2 separate regions of the Homo sapiens genome follow, and region 1 is linked to region 2. Evidence: chromatin loops called from intact Hi-C (ENCODE). Cell type or tissue: prostate gland. All regions are shown on one strand.

Region 1 (2,500 bases), 160 kb before region 2:
CTCTTAGCCTCATTTGGTGGGTCCCAAGTTCTTGTCCTGCACCCAGGAAAAATGAGGTATGCAGACAAGTAGAGGGTGAGCAAGACAAAGAGGGGCTCTATTGACTGACAATAGCTCAGAGGAGACCGTGGAGTGGGTAGCTCCTGTCTGCAGCTGGTCGTCCTAATGTCTGCTGCTCTCAGCAGAGAGGAAGCCCTAGAGTGGGTAGCTCCTCTCTGCAGCTGGTTGTCCTGATGTTTGCATCCTGCTGCTGTTCATGGCACCCAGGCTGTAGGTGCCAAGGGGTGCATTCAGACCAGTGCCAACCTGCTTTCAGCATCCCCCCACTTCAGCTTCCCTCCTATGCTTGTCAGCACCCAAAATCTGGAGGGGGCCAAGGTAGCAGGGGGCTGGTGTGTCAACATTGCCCCGAGCGTGTGGACACCCAGCCTGGCTGTGACAGCACCCAGGTTTGGCCCTGACTTTGTTCTGAGATCAGAGTAGGCACTGACAGCAGAGAGAAGCCAGGCAGTGGGAGCAGGCATTTCTGAGCCTGTGAGGGCAAGGGTGGCCTTCCAGGGCCCCCAAGAGTGCAGGGATGCCTGGGTCCACAGCCCGTTTGGGTGGCTGCAGCTGCACTGGGGAGAGTGGGGCTCCTTCCTGCTCCTTGGAACAGGAGGCCTGGGTCTGCAGCCACAGTTTGGAGAGATGCAGCTGTGCCCAGGAGGGTGGGGCTCCTGCCTAGTCCCCAGGCCCTAAGAGCACAGGGATGCCCAGATCCATAGCTGTGGCTTGGGTGGTGACAGTCACACACAGGAAGCTCCTGCTCCAACTTGGAAGGATTGGGTCTCCCATTTGTCCTCAGCTCCCGCCAGGTTTATGCAGCATGCAGCCCCAGCTGTGCCTCCTTGCTGCAGCCGCTGCTGCAGATGGCACACTGCTGCCATCAATATGCAGTAGATTCAACATGACCATAAATCAATTTCAGTTCCTCCCATCAAGAGGTAGAGTTTTCTCCCCCTGCATGTATTCCTTGCCCCTTGAATATGAGCTTGTGACTTGCTTTGACCAATAGAATGTAGTAGAAGTGAAATTTATGGCTTGTAAGCCGTAGTCTAATAAGACCCTTGCAGTCCCATTCACACCCTCTTGGAATGCTACAGCCAAGACAGGAGGATCAGGAAGCCCAGCTCAGATTAACCTCTGTGTGAATGAAAGCCCACATGGACAGAGGCCCAAGCATCCCAATTTCCTAGCTCAGCTCTCAGCTGACCCAACAGCTGGATGTAACTTCATGAGTGATCCCAGGTAAGAGCAGCAAAAGAACCCCTATCCAACCTGCAGAATTGTTGCATAGTTGTTTTAAGCCACTAAATTTGGGGATGGTTTGGGATGCAGCAATAGATAAAGAATACAATATGGCTAAGCCCAAAATCAAGAGGCAGGGAAGTTTACTCTCCATATGACAAGTGTGTGGATGCATGGAGGGTGAAGGCTTGAGACCAACAATTCAATCCACTATCATGTATATCTGAATTTTAATTACTTTAATTCTAGATTGATCTTCAGTTGTTAGTGGCTCCTGACATATTAAATCTGTTTTCTAGCTCCCCAACCCATTCTATCTTTGTGATAGCTTATCTCCAGTTCTTTCCTTCCTGTGCTCACATACTATTCCTCCATCGAGAGGTGAATTCTATTTTTGTACTCTTGAATCTGAGCTGACTGTGACTGCTCTGACAAATAAAATACAGTGAAGTAATCCCTAACCTTTTAGAGGACTAGCAACTTCCACTCCCTGCCTCTTGGAAGTCTGGCACCATGTAAGAAGAACAACTATCCTGACTACTCTGCTATGAGAAAGCAAGTTTTTGGTACCTTATTAAAGACAAATGATCGCTTACACATATGTGTGGAGCCCTCATTAGAGAAAAGGAGTTAGGTTGGTGGGACCAAGGGAAAGCAAAAAGAGAAAGCCGATAAGCTGTAAGTCTGCCTTTCTTCATGGTCCGGGACACATAGCCCTTCTACACAAATAACTCACAATCATCCCGCACCCAGCTATCAGCAGACACCTGCAAGTTAGCTCACCGCAACCTTGGCATTATCAGTACTGCACAAAGCCCTCTTGAGCATACAGCATAAACACTAAGTCTATAAAATCTCCAGCAAGCCTTTGTTTCCTGATAGCCAGCTCTTCTTCTGATTCTACCACTTGCTCCCTGGCAACATATTTTTATACTTTCTCTAATAAATCTGCCTTTCTTTATCTACAACTGCCTTGGTAAATTATTTTACACACACGCCACTGGTCCAGATAGCCGTTGCTAACCCACAACATTATGTTTAGTGAGGTTCTATTCTGCATTTTCATTTTTTTAAGTGGTAGATATTGCATTTTGTTTATCTGTTCATCAGTTGATGGACATTTGGGTTATTTCCACTTCTTAGCTATTACAAATAATGCTGCTATAAACATTCTTATATAGGTGTTGGTGTGGCCACACGATTTCATGATTTT
Region 2 (2,500 bases):
GGCAGGTCAGAGATTCTCCAGGGACCCTCCCTTATCTGCCTCCAGCATCTATCGATACTATAAAGAATAATTCATTTTAAATATAATGAAGACCAACAATTATAAAACTTCCAGAAGGTAACAAATGAGGAAATCTTATAATCTTGAATTTAGCAAAAATGTCTTAAGTAGGACAAAAAAGGTATGAACTATGTAAAAGAAAAAAATGGATAAATTACATCAAAATTGAAAACTTCAGTGCTTCAAAAGACACTTAAAATGAAGAGGCAAGCCACAGACAGGTAGAAAACATTTCAAAACGTATAGCTAATAAAGAACATGGTATGAAACATATAAAGAACTCAATAATATATAAAGAACTCTTAGATAAAAAGTCAAGCTAGCTAATAAATAAATGGTCAAAAGATTTGAATACACACTTCACAAAGAAGAGATCCTCCTGCCTTGGGCTAAAAAAGGGCTGGGGTTACAGGCAGGAGCCCAGGCCCAGCCTTGTCAGTTGATTTTCGGTGACCCTTCAGAGGGCAAAGGGGAAGTTTTCTCCTGTTCCCTACAACCGACAGGCCCATCAATTGGTGAATGGATAAATAAACTGTGGCTTACCCATATGATAGACTACCATTCAACAATAACACAAATGAATTACTAATTAAACACAATAGTATGAATCTCAAAGCATTGTGCTAAGTTAAAAAAGCCAGACATCACTTAGATATGGTTCCGTTTGTATGCATTCTAAAAAAGGCCTAAAGCACATCACTGTTGCCAGGCACCCGGGAATACGGGAATACGTAGCGGAGCGGGCACGAGGGGGGTGGGGGTGGGGGTAGGGGTGGGGGGGAGGGTAGCTGCCTGCATAGCTCTGCCCAGTTTTATGCCGGTTTCAGCCCGGCGCACAACGCATTTTTTTTTTTGATACATAGTCTCGCTCTGTCGCCCAGGCTGGAGTGCAGTGGCGCAATCTCGGCTCACTGCAAACTCCGCCTCCCGGGTTCCCGCCATTCTCCCACCTCAGCCTCCCGAGTAGCTGGGACTACAGGCGCCCGCCACCACGCCCAGCTAATTTTGTTTTTGTATTTTTAGTAGAGACGGGGTTTCACCGTGTTAGCCAGAATGGTCTCGATCTCCTGACGTCGTGATCCGCCCGCCTCGGCCCCCCAAAGTGCTGGGATTACAGGCGTGAATCACCGCGCCCGGCCGCGGCGCACAACGCTTAACAAACTTTGGCTTCCGTTATCCCTCCCTCTGGAAATGCGTGTGTCAGGGTGCCTCCTAGTGGAACTGCAGCGTTTCCTCGAAAGCCATTCCGTCCAGGAGTTAAGGTGGCCGCTGCCCGCCCGGGGACACTTTCTCAGTCCAGCCCATCGGCCTTTACCCCAGCCAACGACCTGTTGCCTTTGGCCGCCTGCCAAGTCACTCTCATTACAGTTTCCTTTTCCTTTTCGATTCCGCCCCCTAAAAACAACAACAAACATTATGTTTCGTTTTCCACTGGAGCTGCAGGCCCCGCCCCCAAACAGCACGTGGGGGGCGTGGCGTCCCGGCAGGGGCTCAGTAGCTGAGGCTGCGGTTCCCCGACGCCACGCAGCTGCGCGCAGCTGGTTCCCGCTCTGCAGCGCAACGCCTGAGGCAGTGGGCGCGCTCAGTCCCGGGACCAGGCGTTCTCTCCTCTCGCCTCTGGGCCTGGGACCCCGCAAAGCGGCGATGGAGCGGAGGTCGCGGAGGAAGTCGCGGCGCAACGGGCGCTCGACCGCGGGCAAGGCCGCCGCGACCCAGCCCGCGAAGTCTCCGGGCGCACAGCTCTGGCTCTTTCCCAGCGCCGCGGGCCTCCACCGCGCGCTGCTCCGGAGGGTGGAGGTGACGCGCCAACTCTGCTGCTCGCCGGGGCGCCTCGCGGTCTTGGAACGCGGCGGGGCGGGCGTCCAGGTTCACCAGCTGCTCGCCGGGAGCGGCGGCGCCCGGACGCCGAGTGAGTGGGGCTGGTGTGTGAGGGCTGTGAGGGCTGTGAGGGGTGAGGGCTGAGGGCTGTGAGGGGCGGGCAGCCGGGGGTCCGCGCCTGAGGGAGGAGAGCCCAGAAGGCCGCAGACGCGCGCCTGGCTCGGATAGTTTCGCCGACGGCGCACCTGAGCTGTCTTTTATCCCGGTCAGTGTCAGGCGCGGGGTGAGCGGGATACTGGCGACCAGCGGATCCTCCGCTCAGCAAAGTGGCCGGTGCGGGGCATGCGGGCACCGTCTTCATCCTTTTAGCCAGTCTGGCTTTCTCATAGGTTTCTGTTCAAGTTTGTACCCCCGTCCCCCGCCCGCCGCATCTCCCACTGTCTCGTTTTGAGAAAGTAGTCACTGCTCCAACTTTGGGAGTCGTTCTCAGTGATGGGATTTTACCTTGGCCTTCAGTTGCACTTCTCCCACATTCTCATCGAAGTGGGGGAAATAGTTGCCCGCGTTCTTTAAAATTTTGCCCATCTGTGGAGTGAAGAAATTGGTATCTTGCTGCGAGTTT

Evidence for each region. Peaks named below come from ENCODE experiments on the same cell type or tissue, not always from the same donor. Only the 100,000 strongest peaks of a DNase experiment are listed, where the experiment ranks them.
Region 1: it touches region 2 in a loop (3-fold over the local background); 52 of 110 quality-filtered maps call a loop at or near these places.

What each region holds. Positions count from the first base shown.
Region 1 is chr4:88,296,191-88,298,690 of GRCh38, forward strand. The region is part of intron 1 of PPM1K-DT (PPM1K divergent transcript); the gene reads left to right. Among named protein-coding and RNA genes, the nearest start is that of PPM1K-DT, 13 kb to the left of the region's middle. RefSeq lists an enhancer at 165-1,131. In prostate gland, no CTCF peak of the experiment used is centred here; no DNase peak of the experiment used is centred here.
Region 2 is chr4:88,455,566-88,458,065 of GRCh38, forward strand. It overlaps HERC5 (HECT and RLD domain containing E3 ubiquitin protein ligase 5), which reads left to right and starts at 1,554. Exons shown (of 23, transcript NM_016323.4): 1 at 1,554-1,969. The coding sequence starts at 1,705. All of the region lies in intron 1 of LOC102723458 (a long non-coding RNA gene), which reads right to left. RefSeq lists an enhancer at 1,184-1,613. In prostate gland, CTCF peaks have their summits at 1,294 (motif pointing left) and 1,494; DNase peaks (open chromatin) are centred at 1,376 and 2,026; H3K4me3 peaks cover 1,701 bases; H3K27ac peaks cover 1,711 bases.